Linked DNA regions of Homo sapiens: regions 2, 3 and 4 are each linked to region 1. A link is an interaction called in ENCODE POLR2A ChIA-PET data of the cell type or tissue named here. Cell type or tissue: OCI-LY7. All regions are shown on one strand.

Evidence for each region. ChIA-PET counts read pairs that join two places held together with the same protein. Peaks named below come from ENCODE experiments on the same cell type or tissue, not always from the same donor. Only the 100,000 strongest peaks of a DNase experiment are listed, where the experiment ranks them.
Region 2: POLR2A ChIA-PET joins it to region 1 with 5 read pairs; 3 of 35 experiments call an interaction of 5 or more read pairs at or near these places.
Region 3: POLR2A ChIA-PET joins it to region 1 with 5 read pairs; 2 of 35 experiments call an interaction of 5 or more read pairs at or near these places.
Region 4: POLR2A ChIA-PET joins it to region 1 with 5 read pairs; 2 of 35 experiments call an interaction of 5 or more read pairs at or near these places.

What each region holds. Positions count from the first base shown.
Region 1 is chr2:203,428,978-203,436,977 of GRCh38, reverse strand. It overlaps ABI2 (abl interactor 2), which reads right to left. Exons shown (of 12, transcript NM_001375670.1): 12 at 4,809-8,000. RAPH1 (Ras association (RalGDS/AF-6) and pleckstrin homology domains 1) reads left to right here. Exons shown (of 14, transcript NM_213589.3): 14 at 1-3,296. Among named protein-coding and RNA genes, the nearest start is that of RAPH1, 100 kb to the left of the region's middle. In OCI-LY7, a CTCF peak has its summit at 5,134; DNase peaks (open chromatin) are centred at 3,927 and 4,557; H3K4me3 peaks cover 851 bases; H3K27ac peaks cover 1,782 bases.
Region 2 is chr2:203,839,060-203,847,059 of GRCh38, reverse strand. No RefSeq gene overlaps it. Among named protein-coding and RNA genes, the nearest start is that of CTLA4, 25 kb to the left of the region's middle. In OCI-LY7, no CTCF peak of the experiment used is centred here; no DNase peak of the experiment used is centred here.
Region 3 is chr2:202,718,133-202,726,132 of GRCh38, reverse strand. FAM117B (family with sequence similarity 117 member B) reads right to left here. Exons shown (of 8, transcript NM_173511.4): 3 at 1,124-1,216. Among named protein-coding and RNA genes, the nearest start is that of FAM117B, 87 kb to the right of the region's middle. RefSeq lists a silencer at 7,180-7,380. In OCI-LY7, no CTCF peak of the experiment used is centred here; no DNase peak of the experiment used is centred here.
Region 4 is chr2:202,799,992-202,807,991 of GRCh38, reverse strand. The region is part of intron 9 of ICA1L (islet cell autoantigen 1 like); the gene reads left to right. Among named protein-coding and RNA genes, the nearest start is that of ICA1L, 68 kb to the left of the region's middle. In OCI-LY7, no CTCF peak of the experiment used is centred here; no DNase peak of the experiment used is centred here.

The DNA.
Region 1 (8,000 bases):
ACATTCCTCCACAGACAGAAATGGCTATTAAAAATGTTTTAACCTCATGTATGAACTGAATTTAAAAAACCACTAAAGTGATACTTTATACTTCTGTTTTACTCCCTAGTGGGTTTTCTTTAATTTGGATTTTTGTTGGGATGTAGCTTTTCCTAGACTGTATTTCTGTAGCTCTTTTTCTCTGGTGTATTCATGGAAAGCATCTACTGCCGCACGACACTAGTACTGTGCCTTCTTTCACTGCCCTCTGCTCTGCAGCTCTCACCCAGCTTGGCTGCTTCAAGTCTGTGCAGTTGACTTGGCTGTACTGAAAAGTGAACAGCATGGATTAACTCATCCTGCTGCTGAGGGCAGTGCAAACAGGTGCTTATTAGAGGTAGTGACTTGCTTAATTAGTGACACTCCTAATTTCTACTATGGATAATTTCAAAGTAGAATCACTCTATGCTTAGAGTTTTGGCACCAATGCTGTAGGGCAGCAGAATCTATTCTCAGTAAAATAACTTATGGTTTATTAGATATTCTGTATTGGATTTTACCAGCTTGACTTTTACTGCTCAGATGCTTTCTTTCCCCCCCTTAGACGCTGTAATTCTCTTGGGAAGAGTAACTATTCTTAAGGTTTTTACAGATACCCACCTTAGTTGTAAATTGGATAGTTTATATTTCTGGGACTTTTTAAATGAAAATGTGGAATGTTAAGTTACAAAAGACTTTTCATCAGAAAATTTCAAACAAAGTAAACATGGCGTTTTATAGTCCTCTAAAATCTAGGTGCTCCCACCCACCAAAGGCATATCCTGCAAAGGGCTGTGAACTATCTTGGTGAACTGTCTTGGGTCCCCTTTCCATGTATGTTTTCTTGTCACTGAAAACAAACAACGCTGAGTTTATCAAGAAAATTTAAATTGGGGGATCATAATAATTCCAACCAAGTGACAACTCTGACATCAAGGTTATTAGGAGCTGTACATCCAATTCAAGTTTTATTTGCTGCTATTCTGGGAGAATAAACTTGTATATGGAGAATAAACTAATAAACTTGTATCGAGGAAATCCATAAAGTTATAAATTAGCCTGAAAAATATTTCAGGTAATGGTGTGGATTGGCCTGCTTTGACTCTCAGCCACCAACAGAAATCTTTGTCACCTTTGTTCCTCAGCTAAAAGTAATTTTGTTATAAACACAAAGTGACTTTAAACAGGTAAAAAACCCATTCCTATTTTTGTACATTACCAAAAGTTTTTCATATACCTACAGAGCTAACTAATTACAACTGATTTAATCCACTCAAGTTTAGACCAGTTAAACCCATAGGATCCTGTATGGTTATCAATGTGATGCCTTGCTTTTCATAAAATAGGTATAATTGGGTCATACACTTGACGAGAGGGTGACTGTTTCTAGGGGAAGAAAACCCTTTAGATTGCAGGTAACTTTCACTTTTTTTTTTTTAATATACACTTTACATTTGTATAAATTATGCAGGGTACTCCTAACCCTGTAGAAATGTATGACCTCTCACAAAGTTGAGATTTGATCCAAAGAGAAATGCAAGTATAAAAGAATTAGATACTTATTATCTTTTAAGGTTTTTTTTTTTTTTTGGTAGAGATGGGGGTCTCACTGTGTTGCCCAGGCTGGTCTCAAACTCCTGGCCACAAGTGATCTTCCTGCCTCAGCCTCCCAAAATGCTGAGATTACAGGCATGAGCCACTGTACCCAGCCTTTCCTTATAAAATTCAAAGAGAAAATTTCTACACCTTTATCCCTCAAATAAAACAAGTGCTCAGTTCTTACCGTGCCCTTGCAAGGTCTATATGTAAAAGAAATCTGAAATTTAGCTGTAGAATAAAACTTGATAAATAAAAAGAAAAAACATACATTTCTCCAGTTGGTTTGCTCTTTGCTTGTTGAAGTAATAAACCGTTTTAAAGAGAAAATACTTGCTGTAAACCCCCAGTGCCTTCAACTCTTTTGGCAGAATATTTTTAAAGAAATCCAGCAAGCAAACTTTGAGGTGCTAATGAAAGTAAAGGAAGGTGGTATTTCTAGTTTTGGCAGAAATGAAAAGTGTCTCACAAGAGACATCACTACCCACGTGGGGTCTGGCTGCTTTCTACCAAAGACATTTAGAGAAGTGAATTGAGTCAGGGTGATGGTGAACACTACATATTTTATAGATGGTTAAGTTGAGAATTAATTATGTTTATCATGGATGGCTACTAATACCAAGCTCATGATTGTTGCAGCCTCAACGTCTTAGGCAGTAAAACTTGTCTGCAGCACTAAAGGGGGAGAAACCCTTATATTTTGCAAACTGTCCATTCGTTAAATTTATTGTAACCTAATACCAAAAACTGCCGTTTTTCATATTATTTCCCCACCTCCTACTTTTTTTTTTTTTTTTGCTACTTGTAAAATAACCCCTTCTAGAAAATAAGCATTAACTGGAATGTTTCAAACAATTTTGCTTCATTTTACTATCAGCCACTAGTGAACTCTTACAGAGATGTACATTTAAGATAAAATTAGCTTGTGCTAAGTGTTTTAAAAACATTGTTTACTGTTAAAGGGGAATTGCACATTATATTTAACTGGGATTGCTCCCTCCCTCAGTTCTTTAAAAAACAAGAGTCAAGGCTCACACCAACTTGTAGGCTGTGGGAGCTTTGCCATAGGTAGATACAATGTAGAAGTATACTTTTTTAAAGCATGAAGAAGACAAGGAACTTCATTATAATGTACCAGGTAGAGGACATTATTATTCAAAGGATTATGCACAGCTCAGTGAAGATGAAGTTACAATTTTTCTCGCAGCTTTGTTGCTATTATTTTCTTCTGCATAAATGTATGCTCATTTCATTATGTGCCTTGCTCCCTGATTGTGCAAAGCTATATATATATATATATATATATAGATAGATAGATAGATATATGAGAGAGATATATTCAGTACTACTGAGGATGTTTTTCTGAGGATGTTTTTGTTCTGCTGGATTAAGTTATTTTCCAAGTTACTCTTGCCAGTTATGTCAGTAAACTATTGTAATGGCTTAGCACACTAGTCGTACAGTCAGTGTAAATGTTTTTCATTTACATGTTTTCATTATATCAGCTTATCAAATCCTTAATAAAAAAAATTCATAGATTTCATTTAAACATGGGGACTTTGAGTGTTTGTGGATCGGCACCATTAAGAATCTGGTTTTGCATTTCATGTCAGGGTACCCAAAACATAGGCCATACACAGAAGAAATTAAGTGTGGTAAATAAACTAGTTTGATATGTTCAATTTGTTAACTTTTAAGAGTAGTTTATACCAACTAGGGAAATTTGGCCATTAAATACATTGGTGATTAAGTGACAACAGCTTTTAAAGAAAGACTTTTCTTCTCAGCCGGGTGCGGTGGCTCACGCCTGTAATCCCAGCACTTTGGGAGGCCGAGGTGGGTGGATCGCGAGGTCAGGAGATCGAGACCATCCCGGCTAACATGGTGAAACCCCGTCTCTATTAAAAATACAAAAAAAAATTAGCCAGGAGTGGTGGCAGTCGCCTGTAGTCCCAGCTACTCGGGAAGCTGAGGCAGGAGAATGGCATGAACCCAGGAGGTGGAGCTTGCAGTGAGCTGAAATTGTGCCACTGCACTCCAGCCTGGGCAACAGAGCGAGACTCCGTCTCAAAAAAAAAAAAAAGGTAAAAAAGATTTTTCTTCTTTAAACAAAGAACTAAGTACAAAGTAAAGTAATACAAAAAGGAATGCCTTTTGTTTGTTTCAAATCTTTGGAGTCACAATTACGTGTTGGACTGCCATGTGAAGGTATGTATAAATGTATAATGTGTTTGCAATCACTTTATTATGTACCAAACTAGGGCAAAAAAAGTGGAAGCCTTCCCCTTTCGTTCACCATCTGTCAATCATACGTGGTTGTGGAAACTGCACCTGTACTTATGCCTTCAGAAGCAGCAGTGTACACAGGCTGACAGGAAAACAGAACGCATGGCATGTGCCCCTTAATTGGCATATGCCCCAGATCCACAAAGCCGTTCAACCAAATGTGTAATTCCAAAGTAACCCAAAAAAGTCAAGCAATAGGCTTATTAACAAAAGATTGGATACTATCTATCTTTGAGACAAGACAAGACTGCTCTGACGCCTAAAATCCTATTCACAAATACGAGAAACCCATAAATGTTTTAGCTGGGTATTTGTTTCCTACATTATTCTTCACCTTACCTAATGATACCAAAATAATAAAGGTACAGAGGAAATAAGATGGGCTTGAAAAGTGAGAAAAGCTGAAACATCATTTTGGGTATTGTGAAGACAAACTTACTTGCTACCCTCAGATACATCATTAGAAAATTCTTTTATAATCTAGGCTCTCATAGCAACAAAGCACAGGCTAGTTAGTGGTTTGTCTTTTAGATTCACTTCTGACCAGTCTGCAATATTTTTTAGTCAACACCCATCTTCAGTGTTTGTCTGTTGAATTAAAAAAACTGTACATTAACAGAATTAGATTTGGAGAAAAGTGGTAAGAAAACCCCAGGTGCGAGTGGAGCAAAAACAGGATTAGAAAGTTCTTAATTAGAACAGCTGTCTTCAGGGAAGAAACTTGAGATCAAATTTAAAGCTCAACATTTTAAATCTTTGAAAATTTAAAAAGACGACTTCTTCAGTAATAAAAGGCAGCTCCCTGGTTTAGAGCAACAGAAAAGTCAGATTATCCCTAACACGTAAACTCAAGATACCACCTTAGAAAAAGAGGTTATTTATATAAATAAGTTAACAAGACACCTGAATATACTTTGTGGGATTTTATTTAGGTCAAGTTCTTAGTACACGGCAACAATTCCAAATACAATTAAAAAATTAAAAAGTGATGTTCCTCCACTCATCTGGAGGTGGTTTAATGGCACACAAGGAACATTACTGGCAACAGACTGCTCCCTCAAGTTCCCCTGGATGGTTTTTACTCAACTCATAATACCACCAACTCTCCCTCTGGGAGCTAAAAGTACAACTGGCCAGATCACAAATTGTTTACATTCTTTTTTGTAAGCCATTTTAAGAAAAATGGTGCATGGACACAAAATATGATAAAAACTGCTTTTCCATAGAATTCTTAAGTTGCAAAAGAGGTTTCATTTTAATGTGAAAATAAGCTTTTTTTGTTGGTTTTTCTTTTTTCTTACAAAAAACCTTAAGATATTCAGCAAGGATCATTTATACACAGCTAGGCCCCGCCGTTTCGTTTTAATTGTTTTTTTTTTTTAATAATTATATGAGATTCTCAAAACAGGAACAAAGGTCAGCACAAAGTAAACTTAAAGGTAATGAGCTCAATGCCTCCATTTAATCACTTTTATAAGGCTCTCTCCAATAAGGCTGCTGTGCTGTGCTCCTGCCAGTGTTGGAGTAATATAACATTTTTACTGCACACACCTTATGGGAAAGTGTTTATACTGAGTGTAGTTTTAGGAGGGGTAAATGAAGATTATTTCCACAAATTAAGATTGCACTTAGTACACGCCTTTACACAACTCTGATGGTATTTACCAAAACATGGCATGTCTTTTCACGTATATTCCTGAAAACACCAAATAGAACTCTTAACTTTTAAAGAAAAATACAGCACATTTAGTTAAGACAGTTGTGGTGCAGTGGAAAATTAAGTACTGAGCACTGAGTGAGAACTCTGCTGTTATTAACTAGCTGTTCATATGAAGAAGAAAACTCACCTCATCAGTCTAATGAGACAACCAGAAATTTTAAAAATTTCATCTAGCTCAAACTCAGTGATTCTAAATCTTATATGGGGGAAATTACCACCTTAACACCAATCAGGAGTTCCCGGCCAAAAAGACCAGAAGTGAGCAGATCCCATTCTTTTCAAAGACTTGTCAGTCACCTGTGAATTCCTCCATCAAACCTTTTTCAAAGGCAAAGGTGACCTTCAGGACATGTCATGCTGTCTCCACAAAGGAGAAAAGAAAAGGTAGTAAAAGATAAAAACAGTTCTTAATGCAGAAAGGTCACCTACTAAAAGAAAATGAACATAAAAAGATAAAAGCAAACTACCATCATTTTGATGCCTCCCAAAGAGAAAAATCTTTAGTTATCTTCAACATAAACTGCCAAGGAGCACAGGTACGGTCCAGACATCACGGTAAATATGCATAAAATATTGTCTAGCTGGATAATAAACACCAGCAGTAGGAAAAAGGAGGGGATGAAAATGTCTCACACCCAGTAACTTTTAGGAACATAGCAAAATTAGCAGGCCACTGTCAACTCTAAAATGGGAACAGCAGGCGCCTCTGAGGGAGATAGGAAGTAGCTAAATGATGGAAAATATTAAACAAGATAGCTTAGAAGATTCATATTTATTCCAAATGGGAGGCTGAATCTCTCAGATGTCGATTTTGACACATTGGCACTATTTTTGTTTCTGATTTATTGCCTTGGCCGTAAGTTCAAAGGCAACAATAAAGTGTACTTTCATTAATACCACCATGGACTTTCGAGTATTAATATGACAAGAAAAGACAACTATTCATTTTTTTTAAGGGGACTGGACACACAAACTTCAGGAGGGAAGAATCCCCTCTCCCATTAGAATCCCTCTATCTTGATAAAATGGTTGCTTTATTGGTCAGATTTTGGACTTGGATCGTCTGTTATAATATTAATAGTACACAGCATGTAAGATTTTCTGCATTCATTTGAAATTCCTAATACCAACCATCTTTTAATTTATAAAAAAAGAGGGAAACTTACAATAAAACAAAAAATACTACCCTCACAGATGATTAATAGCATGCAATCTATGAAATATTACATACATTAAAAGTCTCCAATTACTGTGTGCCTGACCCATCACACAGTATCCTTCCAAGACAATCTATAGAATTCAAAACTGTACAAAAATTATAAAATATGCAGAAAACCCAAAAGGTACTGTTTGTAAAACAAAGATCACACACACATTAGTACTAAATAGGGAAAAAAAATCAGCAGACCCATGGACTACCCCTGCTCCCAACCACAGGTCTTCAGTATAAAGGACTTCACCAGTGTCTTCTGCACTGCCCCCATCCCGTAGGGGTCCAAAAGACCAGCTGCATTCCTGCTGACCGCCACTAACTCTGTTTTCTGCATAGTTGTCTTCCCTGCTTCTGTAGTGGTGAGCTGTGGGAACTTTTTTTTTTTTTTTTTGATGGAGTCTCGCTCTGTCACCAGGCTGGAGTGCAGTGGCACAATCTCGGCTCACTGCAACCTCTGCCTCCCAGGTTCCAGTGATTCTCCTGCCTCAGCCTCCCAAGTAGCTGGGACTACAGGTGTGCGCCACCACGCCCAGCTAATTTTTGTGTTTTTAGTAGAGATGGGGTTTCACCATGTTGGCCAGGATGGTCTCAATTTATTGACCTCATGATCCACCCACCTCGGCCTCCGAAAGTGCTGGGATTACAGGCATAAGCCACCACACCCAGCCTGTGGGAACTATTTATTGGATTTCAAAACACCCTCTGCCTCATTAATCCACTAAGCTTTCTCAGCAAAAAGCTGTTTAAATAAATAATGGGAACATCTAATTTAAAACAGTTTTTCTAATTATAGACCAGTACACGAAGAAGAGCTTAACTTATCCAAGTATAGTCTAGTTTGGGTCCATAATGGAGCTGAAGGCTCAGAGGACATTCAGGGCCATTACACTGCAGGAAAACAAGGAATAAGGGATGTAGAAATGACCTAAGAAAAGCACGAAGTGGAATGTATACTGGAGGCAAGTTAATGAAAGCTAATAAATACAAAGTGCTGGGAAAAATCTAAAAGCAAAATAGCTATTGTAACTTGCAATGCATTAAAAACAACTTTAAAACCAAAAAGTCTTGATAAGGAAACTCTATAGTGGGGTCTCAGTTAAATGCTGATGATTTTTAATGCTCAGATAACATTAAGTGGAATATTAACTTCTGCATCCGACACCATCT
Region 2 (8,000 bases), 410 kb before region 1:
AAAGCAACTGTCTCTGTATGCATTATTCCCTCCATATTTTTTAATATCTTGGATCACTGCACCTTACTCACTACTACCCTCCACCTGAACATTTTCACAGGCCACCAGTGGTGAAACATTTAGCAATTTGTGCCAGGGACAATCTGTAGTCGCCCGCTAGCCAAGACTGTGTCCTTTTCACCTGCTATTTGGTGGAAAAGCCAGTCCCAAATTCCCAGCTTACAGCCTGTTTCCTCTGAAAAACAAGTGCCAAAATGGGATTAAACATGCAAGGATTGTATTAGGGGAAATGTCTGTGAGATAAAATGAGGAGGGAGCTGGAAAAGGCTGGGAGAGACATCAGACCGTTATGCAAGAATCGGCCTGATCGAGAGACGGAAGGAAGGCTGGGTGGAACCACCCCCAACTGCCACGTAGTAGAGGAAGGTTCAGAAAAGCCTCCAGAGAATTATCATGCTAAAAACAGCTATCCACGGAGTCCTGCATCTCCCAGGAAGGGGCTGCCTCAGTATCCCTGACTCATTCAGTCATTGGCTAGGAACAGCCCATGGCAAGCTTGAAAGTTTTTAACCCATCCTGGCTAACATGGTGAAACCCCATCTCTACTAAAAATACAAAAAATCAGCTGGGCGTGGTGGCGGGCGCCTGTAGTCCCAGCTACTCGGGAGGCTGAGGCAGGAGAATGGCGTGAACCCGGGAGGCGGAGCTTGCAGTGAGCCGAGATGGCGCCACTGCACTCCAGCCTGGGCGACAGAGCAAGACTCCGCCTTAAAAAAAAAAGAAAAGAAAAGAAAAGAAAGTTTTTAACTGCACCACGAATACAGGGATGGACGTCAGAACACAGCATCTGGGGACTTTGGTCAGTTATGCTCCTTGTAGTTGGAGGTCTGGAAGCCTGGAAGTTTGTGACTTTTTTACTGTGAGCTCATCTTACTGGAGTTGTTTACTGTTGACATTCCAGGACATTCGGGTATGGAGATGTTCTTATCAGGCAGTTTCTAGTTTGCTTCTGTTGGAGCACTATGTGTTTTACCAGATAAAGACTACTTTTTTTTCTTTTTTTTTTTTTTTTTTTTTTTTGAGACGGAGTCTCGCTCTGTCGCCCAGGCTGGAGTGCAGTGGCACCATCTCGGCTCACTGCAAGCTCTGCCTCCTGGGTTCATGCCATTCTCCTGCCTCAGCCTCCCGAGTAGCTAGGACTACAGGCGCCCGCCACCACACCTGTTTAGTTTTTTGTATTTTTAGTAGAGACGGGGTTTCACCGTGTTAGCCAGGATGGTCTCAATCTCCTGACCTCGTGATCCACCCACCTCAGCTTCCCAAAGTGCTGGGATTACAGGCGTGAGCCACCGTGCCTGGCCAATAGACTACTTTTAATGTGATTTCCTTGGTTTGGCTTACCTACTCTGTGCAGGGAGTTCTAATTCAAACCCCGTGGACTTTTGTAGTAGGCTTCCTTGCAGCCTCCCCAAACAAGACAGAGTTTTTCTAATCGCTGCTTCATGGGTATGTACCACAGTCATTCATGGTTCCTATGTGTATGCAAGAAATGAAATTCCGTATTTCCAAATAACTAAAAGTGAAACTGGAATGTTCCTTAAAAAAGAAATGATAAATTATTGAGGTGATGAGTATCCCAATTACTCTGATTTGATCATTACATGTTGTATGCTTCTATCAAAATATCACATGTACCCCTAACTATGTAAAACTAGTATGTATCCATCACAATTAAAAATTTTAAAACTTTAAAAAAGAAACTGGTCCCAGGTTTTATCTTAATATTAATTTTCAGGCCAGCCTTGGTGGCTTACGTCTGTAATCTCAGTACTTTGGGAGGCCGAGGCGGGAGGATTGCTTGAGGCCTAGAGTTCGAGACCAGGCTGGGCAACAAAGTAAGACCCCGGCCAGGAGCAGTAGCTCATACCTGTAATCCCAGCTCTTCGGGAGGCCAAGGCATGCGGATCACCTGAGGTTGGGAGTTCAAGACCAGCCTGACCAACATGGAGAAACCCCATCTCTACTAAAAATACAAAATTAGCTGGGCGTGGTGGCACATACCTTTAATCCCAGCTACTCGGGAAGCTGAGCCAGGTGAATCACTTGAACCTGGGAGGCAGAGATTGCTGTGAGTCGAGATCGTGCCATTGCACTCCAGCCTGGGCAACAAGAGTGAAACTCCGTCTCAAAAACAAAACGAAACAAAGCAAGACCCCGTTTCTACTAAATAAATAAATAAATATTTAAAAGATTAATTTCCAGCAACGGGACCATGAGTCAAAGAATGTTATGGCTTTTGATATATATGTAGAAAGTATTAGGCAAAATGCATCAGTTTACATGCCCATCAGCAGCCTATAGATTTTGCAACTTTTCTAACATACCTATCTTTTAAAAAAAAATCTGCTAATTAAATAAAGGTGAAAATTTTCTGATTGTTTTATTCTGTTTTTATTCATTGATTTTGGGTCATAAAACTGAGCATTAAATGACCAAAGAACAACAGTGACCTGAGGTGCTGACCTGAGGACTGTTTAATAATAGTCCACAGAATGGTCAGGATGAAGACCCAGTTTCTCTGGAGGTTGCTGTCCACCTCTTGAATCTTCCACCACTTGCACCCTGCTCTTTGGTCAGACCAATCCTGTGAACCTACGAGGCTCTCTGAAACTTTGATTTTCTCCTTCTGCCTGAGCTGCCCTGTTTTTCATTAACCTGATGAAGATCTACTTTTTCCATGCAGTCTTTCCCCTCTTCCTTTTCCCTCATCTCCACCCCGGTAGATTACCAACCACTCTTCTGCCATGACTGGATCTTATAGTTACTTCTGTCAACATCAACAACACTCCATTGCCCTTGTTAATTTGCAGATCTTCTCCCCATATTCTATTCCTTAAAGTCAGGAACCACCTTGGTTTTATTGTTATGCCATCAGGATTTTGAACAGTAAGTGTGCACACAGTAGATATAATAAATAAAGTGTTCCAGAATTACCTATGAGAGGGGAAAAAAAGTGGCATAGCTTTACATTCATGTGTTTTTTTTTTTTTCTTTGTCTGCCCTCTTTGCATTTCTTTTCTTTGGCCAACCAGCACACTCAAGTGTCTACCCATCTTATGTTAGCTTCTATAAGGCAGCAACAAAACCCTCCTAAAAGGTTAAACGGTCTAAGCCTAAAAGGTTTCCTAAAAGCCTAAATAGTCTGAGTTCACATGTTTTGGAGGTTCCAGGCAGGTATCAAAAAATCACAATGAAAACTCAAATAATCAGGCACCAAAATGTTTTTTTAAATGCAGATATACAGTGTTAGATAGAAAAACATATAGATGCCAAATCAGAACTTTCCATTTTAATCTAGACACACAGCCCTACTTTTACTAGGATGCTAGCAGGAATGCTGCTAAGACTCAAAGCTGCTCTTATGAATCTGTAACTTCTAAATTGTATTAGAGTTGACAGCACTTGCTGAGCCTCTGCTGTGCATTAAGAGGAGGCTTTAAATGATTTCCTGATGTCCATGGAAAAGAGACTTTCAATGGGATTGAAATTGATTAAACAATAATAGAATGCCATTTTTAAGATTCATATATCACAGCCTTTTTAGCTTTAGGTGAAAGCAACCTGAAGTGAAGTTATAACTTTCATGAACATATATACAACCCCGGCCATCTCCAGCAGACAGTGCAGCAATGCTCTTTCTCTCTCATTCCCAGAGTAAAAGTAGCTTAACAAAGAGCATGGAGTGTAAAAGGGAAGTCCCAAGGAGAAGGCCTTCATCCCTTTTACCACCTCTATTCTCCACAGTTCTAAGCTCTAACACTGGTCCAGAAGAAAACTAAGTCTTGTCACGTACTTGAATGTGGACCATTACTTTAACCCTAAAAATGCATGAGGAATTGGATCTGCTTGGAGGAAATCACATAAAAACATTTGTAAGCTGAAAATATGTTAAAAACATTTTAAAACATAATAACCTAGAGTTTCTGTGGCTTTGCTAAGCCAAAAGAGGGGAAAAAAAAGGAAAGAAAACATACTTCTCATTTCTAGATTTGCATCATCTGGAGTAACTGAATATATGCCCAAGAGACTTCCTTGGGTCTCAGGCTCCAATAAAGTTGAATTTAAAAGAATTTGCACCTGCTCATTTTTCCTACAACTTATAAAGTTATGAGGTTGAGTGGAATTACATCTATAAAACAGAAGAGAGTCTTGAAGCAAAGTCTGGTCAGGAGAGAAAAGGAAGCCAGAAAGGCTGCCTAACAAAATCCCTGCTTCTCTCCTTTCACCCTACAGCCCCTCCGTCAGCAAGTACAGTTGAGTTCAAGGCACCTCCTTATTTAAGTTACTTGAGTGACTTGAGTTCCTGTTCAGTTTTGTTTGGTCCTGGAAGATGGACTAATCAGAATCGAACATAAAATCACAGGGGGTACTCACAGACTCTAGACCTACCTAAAACAAACTGATAAGTGTTGTCATTGACTCCTACTTTCTTTACCAGGAATTATTACTCACCTGTGCACCATGTAGTCTGAACTAGAAGAAAGTACCATAATGGAAGACATTACCCGTAATGTTTACAAGAGAAGACAACAAGAAAGATGGTTGTGAACAAAACTTATGAAAGCAGGTATTTATATGCCCATACGTAGTATATGGGTAATGAATTAAATGATTTTGATTTTCGTTCACACAAAGATAGTGGAATAAGACTGATGCTTTGGATGTAGAAAAGAAAGATTAGATCATGATCAAAAGAAACCAGTGTAAAAGAAGATGAGGGCAGAAAAGCACTCTGTTACAAAGTTATATACCCGCAAGGAATGTGACTCATAAAACCAAATGGATCCATGAGGAGAGTATTTATATCCATTTTTTGTTATTTTTATTACAAAATCTATGCATGTTAAGTACAGAAAATTTTTAAGAAACTCATATAAACAAGATAATTCCTATACCCATAAATAATGTGTTAGCAATGGTATATGTATGCATACTAAACCATGAGCAAAGGACCCTAGCTGTCTTGTTCACAGCTGATAACTCAGTGGATATTCTTTGGATGAATGAATTTAAGATGTTTTTTCTATGCATATATACATATAAAATGGAGTTATCCCATACACACTATTTTGCACTTGACAGTATATGACAGACATAGTTCCATGTCGAATTATCTCCATGTCAGTATATTTCCATCTACCGTATTTGATTGCTGTGTTTTATGACATGGAGGTACCATAATTTACATGACTGATTCCTTTTCTGTCTGAGCCCACTGGTTGGAGGCATTTCCTCCTTTTTATATTTCATTTATTTGTCCCTCCTTTTCCGTGAGCTCTAATAGTTAATCTCACGCTTTCATGAGCGTTTTGGTTTCCTGAAGAACTTGTTAAAAATTCAGACTCCTGAGCTCCATCCCTGGAAATCTGAATTCATTTGACTAAAGGGGATCATGGGAAACTGTATTTTTTAGAAGATCCTAAGTGATTCATCCACAAGAGGGTGGGAAGACCACACTGTGAGAATCACCATTTGGTCAAGCTACAGAATACTATAGGCATATTTCCACTCCTTTTCATTATTTGCAACCCTCCACCCTCTGGAAGCCCTGACCCGATTTTGAGAGAAATATATAAAAATCTGCTTCCAGACCCCAGAGATGCAAAATAAAGGACTTGATGCTTACGGATTCTTAACCATAGAACAGGCCAACATATACAGTCAGTCAGAAACATGCAGGTCTTATCACATCTGCTGCTTCTGAAAACAAGCAACCATTTGAGACAAATCAGTGACAGAGGGACACCTCCCAGGTTGTGAGAAAATTTTGTCCGCTGATAAAATTCTACCTAATTCCAATTTTACAGAGGCTTTGGATATGTGTGTGTTCGGTTAATTAAACCTTTCCTTCAATTAGCCCATTAAAAAAGTCCAGAAAGATCAGAAAGCATACTGGGAACCTCCTTTATCATTTGTCTCACTGATTTGTCCTCCCACCTTCCTGCCCCTCCACCACTGCCTCTCACCCTGGTCTGTGGCTTTGTGCTGGGAAGGGCTGCCACAGGAAGGGGGATGGAGAAGTGTCACTTACAAAGTGTTTCAGTTGAGTAAGCTCCTTTTCCACAGTCAGACTTGGAAACCCAAGGCTTATTGGAAGCCAAATAATAAATCCTGTGACCAATCAATCACCGCATTAATTGACAAGCATGGGTAGGAACCGTAATAGCAGTGGGAAATGAGGTCTGATCCCTGTAACAAGGAACGCAATGGAGCTGGAATCATGTTCTAGCAGAAGCAGAAATCAGCCAGCTCTGGCTGCCATCATCTCTCCCCAGAATGGCCGCAGCAGCCCTCTGATTGATGTCTTTGCCTCCTATGAGTCCCCTCACCTCTTCTCCAGAGGCTGGTGCAAATCTGAGCACATAAGATGTCTTCTTAAAACCCTTCCATGACTCTCCATGACATCTGGCATAGAATCCAAACACTTTAGCATAGCTATCAAAGTCCCTCAAGATCTAGCCAGTGCTTTTCTCTCTCCAGACTCACCTCCTGTCTCTCCTCCCACAGCCCTCCCCTCATGCATCAACACACACACCTACTATGTGCTCCAGCCATAACCACACTCCGTGCAGATTCTCTGATTCACCACACTCCCTCAACTCAGGGCCTTTGCCACACACTGATTTCTCTGCTTGGAATATTCTCTATCACTCTTGCTGCTTCTCCTCCTGACAAAATTCTGCCTAATTTTTTAGGTCCTATTTTATACACTGTTCCCCCAGGAAGCCTTCTTTCATCCTTATCCCTTGTAGTGGTAGTAGGTTGAATAATGGCTACCCAGAGATATGTCCTAATCCCTGGAACTTGAAAATGTTACCTTACTTGGAGAAAGTGTCTTTGCAGTTGTAACTGAGTTAAGGATCTTGAGATGAGAAGATTACCCTGGATTATTTGGGTGGATCGTAGATGCCATCATAAATGTCCTTATAAAAAAGAGGAAATTGAAGATCATATAGAAACATACAAGGCAGAAGGTGATGTGAAGTCAGAGGCAGAGACTGGAATGATGCAGCCACAAACCCAGAAATGCTGGGGAGCCACCAGAAGCTGGAAGAAACAAGGCACTGATTCTCCCCTAGAGTCCCCAAATGGAGTGTGGTCCTGCCAGATTTCTAGCCTCCAGGACCTTGAGAGAATAAACTTTTGTTGCTTTAAGCCACCAAGTTTGTAGTAATTGGTTACAACAGCCTCAAGAAACTAATATGCCCTCCAACCTGGAAGAGTTCTCTCTTTCCCTCTTTTCCCAGGGTACTTACAGCACTGAACTATTATCACCTATTTACTTGATTTCAGACTCCACGAGATTAGAATTAGGAGCACTGTCTGCTCTGATCCCCACGGTATCCTCAGTGCCCAGCACAGGGCCTTTCACACAGGAGAGGCTCAATAAGTAACTGTAGAATCAATAGATGGATGAATGAATAATGGAATGAATGCATGCATGCACAGGGAAAGCTTTGCTTAGAGCGATAAAACAGGGATACCTAATAACTATTATTTGAAAGGCTGTTATTTAGAGAGGGAGAGGAAATACAAATGTATTGAATGTCTACTGTATCAGCCACTATGCCAGATGACTAATGTCCATTATCTCATTAATACAACATTTTTTTTTTTGAGACAGAGTTTCGCTCTTGTCACCCAGGCTAGAGTGCAATGGCGCAATCTCTTGGCTTACTGCAATCTCTGCCTCCTGGGTTCAAGTGATTCTCCCACCTCAGCCTCCTGAGTAGCTAGGACTACAGGCGCCTGCAACCACACCTGGCTAATTTTGTATTTTTAGCGGAGATGTGGTTTCACCATATTGGCCAAGCTGGTCTCGAACTCCTGACCTCAGGTGATCCACCCACCTCAACCTCCCAAAGTGCTGGGATTACAGGCATGAGCCACCGTGCCCAGCCAATACTCACAACATTCTTAAGGAGTAGTTATTATTGCCC
Region 3 (8,000 bases), 710 kb after region 1:
CATATCACAAAGTCTCATTTTTTGTTCATAATTTTATACACATCTACACATGCATGTATGTGTATATGTTCCAACATTGTTCTCAGCCTTCGAGCTTCCCAAGTACTACACAAATAGTTTTCAGCACTTAGAATAAATTACATTACAGTTTTCACGAAGAATTAAAAAAATAACAATCATTCTCATTGCCTTTACCATAAGTTAATTTTTATTTCAATTTAGATTTATTGAACACCTAGCTTTCAACAGTTCCAAAAATTACACAGTATTTAAAAATCAACTCAAGTCATGAAATATATTCACAGATATCATCTTTAAATAACGAATGCAATTCCAATGAATATCTTATTTATTCTTTGACCGAGTTTTTGCATTTCTACATTATGTGTGAAATGAAAATGTCACTAATTAGCAGCACAGAAAATGGTAATCATAGCATGGAGCCATAACCATCATGGTTATAGTGAGTACTGCATTTCAGAAACACCACCATATATAGAAAAATAATAAATGTGGCCAGGTGCGGTGGCTCATGCCTGTAATCCCAGCACTTTGGGAGGCCAAGGCAGGCAGACTGCTTGAGGTCAGGAGTTAGAGACCAGCCTGGACAACATGATGAAACCCCATCTCTACTGAAAATACAAAAATTAGCTGGCCATGATGGCATACACCTGCAGTCCCAGGTACTTGGGAGGCTGAGGCACGAGAATTGCTTGAGCCTGGGAGGCAGAGCCTGCAGTGAGCCAAGATCGCACCACTGCACTCCAGCCTGGGCAACAGAGCGAGACTCCGTCTCACACACACACATGCACACCCCAAAAAAAAAAAAAAAAGAATAAATGTGAATTTGTTGTATTGTTACAATTTTTAAATCTGATGTTAATAGACAGGTATGAATTCTCCTAAAAAAAGACAAACATACATAATCAGGTAAGTGATATATAAATATCCCTATTGAAATCTTTATTAAATCAACACAATAATTGTTTTTGTTATTTCAGAAGCCAAAAAGAAAAAAGAAATCAATGGAAAACGACAAATCCTTGCTGCCCATAATATCAAGGAAATAGCCAACAAAAGGATCATATTTCCACACCCACTATCTTAGAACCATTTTTCTGACCTCCTTAAGTTGATCTGTACTGCCCCAAGATGCTGAGCGCTTGTGAGACCCTTTCTTCTTTTCAGAGTATTCTTCAGCCCATGCACTCTCTGTCTGTAATGAAAAAAGAGGGGAGGTGTATTTAACAAAAATCATTTCACAACAATGTCTACCATATTTTTCTATTATAAAACATATTTCCATTACAAAAAAATTAGACATTAAAAATAATTAACACAAATTACTCAAAATTCTCCTGGCACCAGTTACTTAACTGGTATTAATTACAATTAATATTTTGGCATACTTCATTTTTATTGCTAATAAAAAATTAGTATTTTTACATAATTATAATTATACTACAAATAAAGCATTTATGGAACAAAGTTAACTATATATAATAACTAGAGTTACCATAGTTAACTAACATATAATAGCTAATAATGTCAGTTATTATTAGCACGCACCAGGCACACTAATAATAGCTAACATTCTTGTGCTCTTATGTGCTAGGCACTGTGCTTTCATATGCTTTATCTGACTTAACACATGTAAGTTGCCTAAGGTGTTACAAGCGGCAAAGCCAAGAAATAAACCTGAGACTCCAGAGCTTGTAATATTAACTTCTATATTATGTCTAGTCTTGCCATAAGTATCTTCAGAGAACAGCTTCAAAAATGTTAAACCTGGCTGGGCGCGGTGGCTCACGCCTGTAATCCCAGCACTTTGGGAGGCCAAGGCGGACAGGCCACGAGGTCAGGAGTTCGAGAACAGCCTGACCAGCATGGTGAAACCTTGTCTCTACTAAAAATACAAAAATTAGCGTGTGCTTGTAATCCCAGCTACTCAGGAGGCTGAGGCAGGAGAATCGCTTGAACCCGGGAGGTGGAGATTGCAGTGAGCCGAGATCGTGCCACCGTACTCCAGCCTGGATGACAGAGGGAGGCTCCGTCTCAAAAAAAAAAAAAAAAAAAAAAAAGTTAAACCTTAAGTAGTTATACCAAACCCAGAATTTAAAAAGTGTATTGGGAAAGAAAATACAAATGAGTTCCTAGCACATGAAACTATGCTCAACCTCACTGATAAGAAGGGAAATGAAAGTTAAAGCTTCAACAAGATTGAGCAATTTGCTAATATAAACTCTCCTATATTGTTAGTGGGAGCATACAGCCTTTATGGGGGGATATTCAGCACCTGCTGTCAAAGTTATAAATGCGCAAACTGACACAGCAACCCCTTATTTAACAATTTATCCTGCACAGATACCAAATGCACATCTTTATGTACAAAATGACTTGCCTATTATTCCCTGTAGCACTGTTCTTACAAGTAAGACTGAAACAATGTAAGTAAGTTAGATTTATTTAGGTTTGGCTAAATAAATTATGGTATACCTTTATAACAGAGTACTGTGCAGCTATAAAAATGAATAAGGAAATTCACAATATACAGACATGAAATAATCTCCATGATATACTGTTAAGTGAAAAACCTCAAGGCTCAGTACCGTGTGTATAGCAACTGCCTTTATATGGGACTGCTAAAAAGAATGCATGTGTGTGTAAATTATATCTGGAAGAAAATAGATGGTAACAAAGAAAATTGGTACCAGTGGCTGTCTCTGGGGAAAAAGACCCTTAGTGTATACCCTTCTGTACCTTCTGAATTTTGTACATGAAATAATAAAAAATACCAAAAAATACTGTGCAGTTTGAATATCTTTTGCACTATTAACGTACCAATTACTAATTATAAAATGGTCTAGTTTCAAATGGGGAAGGAAAAGTTTTCAAAAATGAAGACACTGTGATTCTAATTAGTCATGTCCCAGGTCTGGATCTTCTCCTTATAGCCAAAAGGACTCCATTCTGACAAGGATCCTTAAATACACTGAATCAAAAGGAAGGGCTACAATTTGGTCAACTTCCCACCACTCTATGCCCTATTTCACCCTAAACTCCAGTTTCACTTTGAGGTTACCAACTGATGTCACACATCCCAGAGGTGACCCCTACTGTACTTATAATTTCTCATATTAGGATCCACAGGCTCTTTAAGTCCATTGTTAAAATACCTGTCACAAAGATCAACATGTAAATAGGACCATATAGCATAAAGTATCAAAATCAAAAACCAAAATCAAAATAATAAACTTAATACTATAAAATTTAAAACCTTAACAAATGAATTTTTTTTTTTTAATTTTTAAGTTCAAGGGTACATGTACTGGTTACATAGGTAAACAGGTAAACTCGTGTCATGGGGGTTTGTTGTACAGATTATTTCGTCACCCAGGTACTAAGCCTAGTACTCATTAGCTATTTTCCCTGATCCTCTCCCTCCTCCCACCCTCCACCCTCTAGAAGGCCCCAGAATCTGCTCTTCCCCTCTATGTGTCCATGTGTTCTCATTATTTAGCTCCCATTTATAAGTGAGAACATGCAGTATTTGGTTTTCTGTTCCTGTGTTAGTTTGCTAAGGATAATGGCCTCTAGCTCCATCCATGTTCCTGCAAAGGACATGATCTTGTTTATTTTTATGGCTGCACAGTAGTCCATGGTGTATATGCACCACATTTTCCTTATCCAGGCTACTGTTGATGGGCATTTAGGTTGATTCCATGTCGTTGCTATTGTGAATAAGCAGCATAGTATGCGTGGTTCAGAATCACATATGTTGGTGTTAAACAAACATGTTTAAGTTTCAGATCAGTTAAATAACATTTTTTGGGCCAGGCGTGGTGGCTCATGCCTGTAATCCCAGGAGGCCGAGGCGGGTGGATCACGAAGTCAGAAGTTTGAGACCAGCCTGGCCAACATAGTGAAACCCCGTCTCTACAAAAAGTACAAAAAATTAGCCGGGCGTGGTGGCAGGCACGTGTAATCCCAGCTGCTTGGGAGGCTGAGGCAGGAGAATCGCTTGAACTTGGGAGGTGGAGGTTGCAGTGAGCTGAGATCTCGCCACTGCACTCTAGCCCGGGCGACAGTGAGAGGCTCCATCTCCAAAAAAAAAAAAAAAAAAAATTGTATCTTTACAAGATGCTTCTCTTATATGAATTTTTAAATTCCTCATTTATAAGAATAATGTCAGGCCAGGCACAGCGGCTCATGCTTATGCATGGCTAATCCCAGTGCTTTGAGAGGCCAAGGCTACAGGATCACTTGAGCCCAGGAATTCAAGACCAGCCTGGGGAACACAGGGAGACCTCATCTCTAAAAAAATGTAAAAAATTAGCTGGGCCTCATGACTCACGACTGTAGTCCTAGCTACTTGAAAGGCTGAGGTGGGAGGATTGCTTGAGCCTGGGAGGTTGAGGCTGCACTGAGCTGTGCTTGCTCCACTGCACTCCAGCCTGGATGTCAGAGCGAGACCCTGTCTCAAAAAAAAAGGAATAATGTCATCTACATACTAAAATTATAAGGTAATTAAAGGAGTTAGTATATGTAAAGGGTTTAATTTTTAAGCACGGTGCCAAGAACAAAACATTCACTCAGTAAATGTTTATTATTATTTTCATTCCATTAGGCCAAGTAGTCGTAACTTATTTTGTTATCTCTATGGTCATAAAGATATATGAAAGAATGCAAATATTTTTTGATGAAAAAAATGACCATAATAATTTCATGTAAAACAGAGGATAGAAACAGAATAAGTTTTATGAAAATAGTTTTTTGCAAATTCTAATCAAATGTAAATGATAACCCCTCTTTCATACATTTTATATTACTATTTATATGAAAACTTCAGGCTAAAATCATGATGAAGAGATGCTTTATAAATACAATTCCAAATTCAAAAATTGTTTAAATTTTTATCCTTGCATTTCAAATGTTAGTTCAATATTTAATTCAGAGCTTATAGAGGTTCTCAAATATAGTTAGAAAAAAAAAGTTGGTTTATACCTCTCCTCATGGAAGAGGGGAGGAACCCTTAGAGATAAGAGGGAATCCCTCTATTTAGGAAAACTCCTTAATATAGTAAGTGAAATACAAGGTTGCAGAAAAATGTATAGAATATGATATTTTGTGTGTAACCAAAAAAAATCAGTTTTTCTTGTTCATTTGTGTTTGTGTATGTGGTTGTGTGCTTGGGCACATGCAACCTCCAAGAAAACAACTGAAGTAGGCAAGGATCATCAATGGAAGTGAAAACTACTAGGTAAAAGCTACTAAAGAACAGGATATTTGTGCGGTGCCAAAACTCGCAAATTACTTGCTAATTACAAAACCAAACAGTTTATTTTCTTTCCAAAGTGAATAATTCATTTAAAAACTTAATGTAATTAAGGAAAAAAGTGCGAGAATGACCTGTTCTAAATTAAGAAAGACTTAAGAGAAGCCAAGTGCAATGTATGAATGTGGAACTGGGTCCTTTTGGGTCCAAGTGTAATGTATAAATGTTGAATTGGGTCATTAAAAAAAAAAAAGACATATTGGGGAAATTTTAACATAAACTGGTTATTATGTGATATTATGGAATTGTTAATTTTTTTAGGTGACCTAATGCTGTTGTAGCTATATAGAAAATATTCTTAGGAGATACATATCAAAATATGTAGGGATAAAAATGTCATATCTCCAACATACTTTCAAAAATTGCAGCGCACACACACACACACACACACACACACGACAGGTAAAGCAAATATGACTAATGTTTAAAACTCTTGAATCACAGCTGTAGTATTCTGATTTTTTTTTTGTATATTTAACATTTCCATAATAAAAAGGAGAAAAATCTTAGGTCATTTCCACTGATATTTTATGAACTCCATTTAGGACAATTCCATAAAGAAATACCTCCATTAGAAAGTATTAGACCAACAAATCAATACAGAAGAATGACAGAGCTACAAAGTCATCACTTTGGAACTATTATAGTAATAACTGACTTAAGTAATAATCATCAACAAATGCTAAAACCAATGAATGTTTCTTGGAGAACAGAATATTTACAATCTCAAATATTTCTCCACAAATTACTATTAGTTACAAAGGGTTCTGATGGATCAAACTTAACATCACTGACTTCATGTACCTCTTGATCCACAGGCACAGAAAGGAACATACATCACATACAGTATTCCTAACAAAAATGTAACAAATTGAATCTTATCATAAAGGAATATATAAACCCAAGTTGACAACATTCAAAAAAATACTGGTCTACACTCTTAAAAAACATTAATGTCATGAAAGACTCAAAAACTCAGGCTGAGGAACTTCTCTAGATTAAAGGATATTGAAGAGAAATGACATGTAAATGCCATGTGTGCTCCCTGACTGGATCCTAGCTTACAGGGGAAATTGCTACAGAGAACAAATTCTGAACAACTGAAAAATTTGGAATATAAACCATATATTAAATAACAGTATTATATCAATCTTACATCTCCTGAATTTGATAAGTTTATTGGTATTTTTAAAAGTCCCTGTTCATATACATGCTGAAATAGTTAAGAAGAGTTAGAATGTCTGCAACTTACTAACGATTAGCAAATTATAACATAATTGTACATACAGACACAAAAATAAAGCAAAATGTGGCAAATGTTACTTGGTAAATATAGGTGAAAGGTTTACTGGTACTTAATATCCTTGCAACTTTTCTGTAAACTTAAGATTTTTCTCAAAATAAAAAGTTTTTAAAAATCAGGATTAATTCAAAGAAAAGCAAAGGTATATAAAAGATTCCCATAGATTTATTAAGAACAAATTAAAGATGATGAGAGTAACACTATTAATTACTAAGACAAATAAAAATAAGCATAAAGAACAACAGACAGCTTTGGTCACTTCAGTGATAAGATATTCAGGGCAGGAAAAAATACCTAGCAAAAACATCAGTTTTACTTATATGCCTAATGTAAAAGACAATTGCTTTCTTTGTTCAACTAAGAAGCTGTGCTTTGATTGTAGGACACTTAGGTATTAATAAAAAGTAAAATTGAGTTTTAATTAAATGTTTTCATTTTGTTCAGTCTTGTCTTATGTACTAGAAGGCTTATATTAAAGTATCTAATAATGTGTCAGACACTAGATTAACGATTGGAGGTCAAGAGGAAATACAGCTCTTATTCTCGAAGAGCTTCTTCTAGGAGAGAAGGAATAGATAGCTAATTATGATATATGTGATGATAGAAGTCCCCTAAGGCATCTAATCCAGAATTTGAAGGACAGGGGAGGTCGGTAGGCACAGTTTTATGGAATGAGGAGATACTACCAGAGTATGAGTCATCCAGTCAAATGGTGGGAAAAGCATTCCAAACAAACTAGATCGCTGGGCAGCATCAGTGAGTGGAGCACATAGGGCCAGGTTCATTACTGAGACCTGGAGTACATCTTCAAAATTATTTTTAATGAGGTTAAAAAATGTATTAGTTACTCCTTGACAAATATAGATGCAAAGATCCTCAATAAAATACTAGCAAACCCAACCAACAACAAAATTTTTAAAAAATCATATACCACAACGAAGTGGCATTTATCCCTAGGATGCACAGACGATTCAATAAACAAAAAAATCAACTGATATAATATGCCACATTAACAAAATAAAGAACAGCATTATATGATCATTTCAATAGATGCAGAAAAAACTCACAAAATTCACTCTTTCATGATAAAAACAAACCAGGAATAACAGAAAGTATCTCAACATAATAAAATAAAATTCATAAAGGAGAAGCCCACAGCTAACACCATATTCAATGAAGAAAAACTGAAAGCACCTTAGGTACCAGCTTGGCCACAGTGGCAGAGAGCACCAAGCAGACTGTTGGGGTTCTCGATTCCAGGCCTTGGCTCTAGATGGCATTTCTGGACCTGCCCTGGGCCAGAGGGGAAACCACTGCCCTGAAGGGTGAGTTCCACGCCAGGCAGCATTAACCACAAGCTGA
Region 4 (8,000 bases), 630 kb after region 1:
CCCATGGTGAGTACTGCCTGGGTGCTGCTGATGTTTATTCAGGGCCCAGGGTCTCTTAGTCATCAGATGATAAATCCTTCCAGGACTGGGTCCTTCCCTTTAGGGCAGTGCATTCCCTTCTGGCCCTGGGTATGTCTAAAAATGTGATCTGGGAGCTAGGGCTTGGAATGAGGGCCTTGGGACTCTACCTTGTCCCCTATCCTACTGTGGCTGAGCTGGTATCCAAGTTGCAAGACAAAGTCCCCTTTACTCTCCTTTCTCCTCTCCTCAAGCAGAAAGGAGTTTCTCCTGGAGCTGTAAGCTGCACTGCCTGGGATTGGAGGAGGGGTGATGTAAGCACTTCCTTGGCTGGCTGGCTGGCTGGTATCTCACTAGGTCACATGTACCCTAACTCCACTGGCTCCAAGCCCAGCACAACACCAGGGCTTGCCCAGGAATTGCAGTACTTGTGGCCTAGACTGCCTTTCAAGTTTATTTGGAACCCCAGAGTGCTTTAGCTTGCCATGGTGGGGCTTGCTGGAACTCAGATTCTGACCAGTGGGATGGGTGGTTCCCCTCTGGCTGGGGCTGGTCTAACTGCCCCCTCTGTGAGTACTGGCTGAATTCTGCCCCATGTTGCTTTCAGCTGTGGCAGGCAGCACTGAGTTCTAATGCAAAGTCCCACAATCACTGCACTCTCCCTCCCACAAGTACAGATTCTCTCTCCACACCATGTGGCCACTGCCAAGAGATGGTGGAATGGTGGTGTTGGCAATTCAAGACTGTCTTTCCTATCTTCTTCAGTGCCTCTTTCAGTGATACGTAGTTAAAACCAGGTACTGTGATCTCTCACCCGATGTTTGGTTGTTATGAAGGTTCTTTCTTGTATGGATAATTGTTCAATTTGTTGTTCCTGTGGGGTACAGGGGGGAAATGATGGCTGGAGAGTTCTATTAAGCCAGCTTGCCCTGCCTCCTCTCCCCAAAGATAGGTGCTTTTAAACGCAAAAGTCCAGTTTATAGGGTTGCATGATTAAGTTTTGAGTTTTCCCTCATACTGAAATTTGTGTTATCTTTAAAAAATAAATACATGTTATATATACAGTCGACATATATTTGAACCACTGTGGTAAGGAAGAGTACAGGCTTTGAAAACAGAAAAATCTGAGTTTGGATCCTGGCTTTTTAAAACATCATTTATGGCTCTCTCAGTTGTCTCATCTGAAATAGGAGTTATTTATGCCTATCTTACCAGGGACATTAGGGATAGAGGTAATATTGAGAAACTCCATAGCACATAGTAGGTGACCAATAAATAAAAGAAAAAATATTTTCTTTTTTTTACCTTTTCTTCTTTTTTTTTTTTTGAGACAGAGTCTCACTCCTGTCAGCCACGTCGGAGTGCAGTGGTGCAATCATGGCTCACTGCAGCCTTGACTTCCCAGGTTCAGGTGATCCTCCCACCTCAGCCTCCCGAGTAGCTGGGACTATAGGTGTGTGCTACCTCACCCAGCTATTTTTTGTATTTTTTTTGGAGACTGGGTTTCGCCATATTGCCCAGGCTGATCTCAAACTCCTGGGCTCAAAGCAATCCGCCTTCGGAAGGATTTGATAAATTCTTCCAGGACTGGGTCCTTCCCTTTAAGGGCAGCGCATTCCCTTCTGGCCCTGGGTATGTCTAAAAATGTGATCTGGGAGCTAGGGCTTGGAATGAGGGCCTTGGGACTCTACCTTGTCCCCTATCCTACTGTGGCTGAGCTGGTATCCAAGTTGCAAGACAAAGTCCCCTTTACTCTCCTTTCTCCCCTCCTCAAGCGGAAAGGAGTTTCCCCTGGAGCTGTAAGCTGCACTGCCTGGGATTGGAGGAGGGGTGATGTAAGCACTTCCTTGGCTGGCTGGCTGGCTGGAGCTTTCGGCTCAGCCTCCCGAAGTGCTGGGATTACAGGCGTGAGCCACAGTGCCTGGCCGAGGTATTTTCAAGTACACACATAAATAGATCATACGGATAAAAGAAACAATGTAAGAGACCGTTGTAATCATGAACTCGTATACCTAACCTAGCTTCAAAATGTGTTCAAAAGGTTAACTAATTACATTTGCGTATGATCCTATACCCCACAAATACAGAACTTTTTTTTAAGTCACAAAGGAAATATAACGAACATTGCCGTAGTCTCAACATCTATTCATGCTATTATTTTATCTTTTAAATTTTGCCATGTCAGTAGTTATCTCCCCTTTTAAATTTCAGATATTCATTTGTTCCTTCTCCCTTTTTTCTTGATTAATCTTGCCAATGGTTTATTATTATTATTCTTTTAGCAAACCAACTTTTGGCTTTGTTAATCCTCTCTATTGAATATTTTTGGTTTTATAAATTTTAGTTCCTATATTTATTATTTTCTTCTCTTTACTTTGATGTTTTTCTTTCTGGTTTGTTGTTGTTGTTGTTGTCTTGCTTTGTTGCCAAGGTTGGTCTTGAACTCCTGGCCTCAAGTGATCTCCTGCCTCAGCCTGCTCAAGTGCTGGGATTACAGATGTGAGCCACCATGCCCAGCCATCTTTCTTTCTTTCTTTCTTTAAGGCTATATTCCCTCAAAATTTTAATTTTCCTATATCTTACAAGTTTTCTTTTAAAACAGCTTTATCAAGATATACTTTATGTATTATGAAACTCACTCATTTCAAGTGTATAAGTCAGTGATTTTTAATTTATTACTGAGTGGCACTACCATTTCCATTAATCAATTTTAGAACATTTTCATCCCCTCAGTAAGCTCTCTTATGCCCATTTGCAATAATCCCTGTTCCCACCCCTAGCTAACCACTACTGTACTTTTTGTCTGTATGAATTTGTATTTTCTGGACATTTGTAAGTAGAATCATCTAATATGTGGTCTTGTCATGTCTAGCTTCTTTCACTTCATTTAATGCTTTTGAGGTTCATCCATGATGGGGCTTGTATCAGGATTTCCTTCCTTTTTATTAATGAATCCATTGTATGAAGGTCCATACATTTTGATATATAGTATTTTCATTATCATTCAATTTCAGTTATTTAAAAATTTTCATTCCATCTTCCATGACTCATGACCATGAGTGATTTGGAAGTGTGTTTCTGAAATTGCCAAATTATGGAAATAGAAAAATTCATCTTTTTGTTATTGATTTTAACCAAGTTGCATCACGGTCAGAGAATGTGTTCTTATGACACTAATTATTTGAATTATTGGAACTTTTTCTTTAGGGAATAACAAAGTAGCCAAGTTTTGTAAATGTTTCATGTTGCTTGAGAAGAATGTATACTCAAACTGTTGAATGCAGGAGCCGGTTATATCTGTTAAATCAAGCTTGTTATTTGTGTTGCTCTACGTCTTCTATATCTTTACTAATTTTTGTTTACGTGTTGAGAAATGTGTTTTAAAATCTTCCACTGTTAAATTGGATTTTCAACTTTGTCCTGTAGTCTTTTACTTGATGTATTTTGAGGATCTGGGGGTAGGGGGTGTTAGGAATGTTTGTTTCTTGGTGCCACAAAGAAACAGCATTTGAACATAAATTTAATTTTCTTAGTAAGACAATTTTTACTTTTTGTAGAAAGGGTGCTCATCGCAGATGGAACAATGGTGAGAGCACACCTGAACAAAGGGAGGAAGTAATTTTTATCCCTTACACAGCTTGTCCCTGCTACTGTGTCCTGTCTCCATTGGCTGGAGCCAGACCTCACAATCTAAACTGAACCCGATTGGCTAACGGTTTAAAATTTTTCTAAATAGGTAAAGGCAAGGGAGAATATAGGAAAAGAGGAAGTTGCTTATGCCAAATAGGGGAGGGGTCTTAGGCTGTGAGCTGGAATGTGCCTGTAAGCATGTCCAGCACAAATATCTTGGGTGAGGTGCAAGGATACAGAATGTACTACGTGCCTGTGAGCATGTCTAACAGTTACATTAGGGCTTAACAAAGAGTTATTAGCACAAAGCAAGGAGGCTTGAAGGAAGTTAGTCTTTAAAAGAAACTATTATTTTTAACACTTATGATTTATTTTTTTAATGAGAAGGAAAATTTGAAGAAGAAACTTTTTACTTTCTACAGGGGTATATACAAGTTTAGAATTTTTATATCTTTTTGGTGAATTAATTTTTTATTGTTATATAGTGACCCTTTCTGGCTTTAATAATACTTTTTGGGCCAGGCGTGGTGGCACATGCCTGTAATCCCGGCACTTTGGGAGGCTCAGGCAGGCGGATGGCCTGAGCCCAGGAGTTCGAGACCAGCCTGGGCAACATGGTGAAACCCCGTCTCTACAAAAAATTAGGCAGGTGTGGTGGCGTGCACCTGTAGTCCCAGCTACTCCAGAAACTGAGGAGGAACGATCAGTTGAGTGTGGGTAGGTAGAGGCTGCAGTGAGCCAAGATTGCTCCACTGCACTCCAGCATGGTCGACAGAGTGACAACCTGTCTCAATAATAATAATGATTTTTGGCTTAAAGTCTTCTTTATATTAGTAGAGCATAACTAGCTTTCTTTTATTAAATAATGTTTTCTTAGTAACCCTTTTCCATCCTTTTCCTTTCAATCTTCCCATGTTCTCTTTTTTTTTTTTTTTTTTTTTTTGAGATCGAGTCTTGCTCTGTCGCCCAGGCTGGAGTGCAGTGGTGCAAACTCAGCTCACTACGACCTCTGCCTCCTGGGTTCAAGAGATTCTCCTGCTTCGGCCTCCTGAGTAGCTGGGATTACAGGCACCCACCACCACACCCAGCTAATTTTTTAGTAGTGATGGGGTCTGGCCATGTTGGCCAGGCTGGTCTCGAACTCCTGACCTCAGGTGATCTGCCTGCTTTGGACTCCCAGAGTGCTGGGACTACAGGTGTGAGCCACCATGCCTAGCCCTCACCATGTCCTTATAACTGAGATACATCTCATAAACAAGGTTTAGTTGGATTTTTTTTTTAAAGCCCAGTATGTCAACTTCTCATTCTTTTAACTGGCGAGTTTAGCCCATTTGTTTATTGTCACTATATTTGGACCTGTATTTTCTGTTTTCCATTTGTTTTGTCCTTCCAATCCCATTATTTTGTCTCCTGTTTTGGTTCATTTTGAACTATTTGAGGTTTTTTTTCATTTGTTTTAAAAGTTTTCTTCATCCTCCCCAACCCCTGCCATTTACTGATTTGAAAGTTATACATTTTATTTCCATTTCTGATTTTTCTACTTTTCTACAAATTAGAACATCATTCTTGTTTTATTAAAAAAATTGAGATTTACCAATATTTTTCCTGTCTTACTATTTCTTTCTATATTTCAGATCTTCATTGTGAGTTCATTTTCCTTTCTCCTTGACTACCTCCTTTAGTTTAGATACTTTTTTTTTCTTTTTTTGAGACAGAGTCTTGCTCTAATTCAATTTCTGTATCTGGCCGTTTTTAGGATATGCTCTTTGTTTTTGGTATTCTGCTCTTTCAGTACAGTGTGTCTAAATGTGCAATTTTTATTTTTTAATTTTTGCTGGTATAAATTGTATTTCTTTTATTTGTGCCTTTTACTAGTTCTGGAAACTGCTCAACCATTATTTTTTTTAGTGTGATAAAATATGCATGACTCAACTATTATCTTTAAAAATAGTCTCTCTCCTCCATTTTCTCTATTTTCTGCTTCCAGAACTCTAATAAGCTTATGGTGAACCTTTTCATTAATTCCTCATATATTTTAACTTCTCTGTCATGTTTTCATCCCCCTTTCCCTCTACAGTACATTCTAGGTAAGTTCTTCAGATCTGTTTCTCACTAATTGTCTCCTCTTGCATCTAATCTACTGTTTAATGTATACATCGAGGATTCTTTCCCCAACAACTATACTTTTTATTTATAAAAGTTCTATTTGTTGTTTTATTAATTTGCCTAATTTTTATAGTCCCTTGTTCTTTCTCACTTTTTGACTCACATCCATATCCAAAAATACAAATATCTGAAGTCCTTGGGGGGTCTAAATCTATTATTTGTTGGTTTACCCCAGCATTCTTGTGGTAGCTTGTTTCTTTAGTGATTTGTGAATACCAGCCAATATTTGTTTGCTCTTAATCTGTGGGACTCCTAGAGGCCTAGATAATTTTTTGCAAAAGAAAATTCATACTGCTTCTTCCCAGAGTCAAGGAATACTCACAGCCTGGTGACCACTTTAACCCTCTTCCAGAGCCTATTTTAATGTAGAATTGTGGGCTCGGCTCAGTTTCCTTGCGTTTGCCAAGGGCCTTGTCTGGCCGTGTCAGCACAGGCATTGCCCACAGCACACCTGCCTTTCTTCTTCGCTTGCTGCTTCTCTTTCCTAGCTCTGGTTTCAGCTTACATTTTTGTTGTTGTTTACTTCTAACAAGTCCAGCAATGCATTAAACCTATATTTTATGTAGAGAAGCCAGGAGAACAGAGAAAAAAGTGTATTTTATAGATTTAGCAAGGATGGGACAAATTTTCTGAAGAATGTAAACATCCCAGACTTTGAGAAATTTTACTTTAAGAACTCTACTGAGGAAGTAATTAGAAATGCCCTCAAACATTTATGCTCTGAGGTATTCACTCAAATGGTGTTTCATATAATGGAATAAAAAACTAAGCCTTTGAGCTAGACCTTTCTCACTCATCTGCCTATCTTAATCCCAATTTCATGCATCTGTAGCATTAAAATAAAATGAAACCAAACTACATGAATCCATACCAAAAGCACTGTAAGGTAAAGCAGATCATTACTGAAAATGTCTGGGGAAGAGAGAGGACTGAGGTTACCCTTCATCTTATCCAGCAGCATTTCCTTAAAGATCCTTTAACACATCTCTCCATTCCCCAAACTCTATTTCTATAGCCTGAAACCTTCCTTGCTGTGACTCTGCCTCTGCATCACCAATACCTGTTCCCTTCCCCACAACCAGGATTATTCTTCTCACTTATTTCTCCAGCCACCTCTGAAATCTTTTCCATTTCTAGATTTTCTCCTCTATTTTTTTTCCTATATTCAACTAAAATCTTTACTGATAAAGTCCATTTGAAAATTTTTAAATCTTCTGTACATTTCTAACATTTTTATATTATGTATCTGAACTTAAAATCTAATTCATCCTTTAGCTTCCTTATCTTAAGGTTAAATCAGCCTGATTTACTTAAATCTTCCTTTTTAAATGTGTTTTCCTTTTAATTACTTTGGTTGTTTTTACCTTTTTTTACTTTTCCCATATTCTTTTATAGTATCCCAAACTGAGCATAGAATTTTAATAATAGTGTAATAGAGCTATTACTTTGTCCTTAGATGTATTACATCCTTTAAGCTCTCTATACAGCAACACTTTCCACCCTTGTATGTAGGAGAAATTTACATTTCATTTTTTAAAATGGCCCTCATAATAGTTGAAGATGTTAGAAAGTATAAAAATCATATACTTTTTTTGTCTCTATGTGTGTCTATACTGAGTAAACCAATGACATAGAGATGGAATCCAATGTATACAGACTGGAGTATTAGAAAACTGACTCTCAAAAACTGGCTCCCATTGTTGCAATAGGGCACAATTATTTTTGTCTTGATATATAGGCTCAAAACTTGGAAGTAATTTTTTAGTAGAGTTTTGCCTGTGGAGGTTTTGGTTTGTATATTTGACTTTTTAAATGTTTAAAACATTTAAAAACACACAAGACAGCGCTGTTTTGATCACAAAAGAGTATGCTATCTTTTGCCATATGTATGATCTTTCTTTTCCTGTGAGATCATTACTAGTCAAGCTCTAGTTTAAGTGAAAAATGTGGAGATGCTGCTTATTGCTATGGGCAGTTTTTAAAAGAATAAAGCAGCAGGCCAGGCGCGGTGGCTCACACTTGTAATCCCAGCACTTTGGGAGGCCAAGGCGGGCAGATCACCAAGTCAGGAGATGGAGACCATCCTGGCCAACATGGTGAAATCCCATCTCTACTAAAAATACAAAAAAAAACTTAGCTGACTGTGGCAGTGCGTACCTGTAATCCCTGCTACTCTGGAGGCTGAG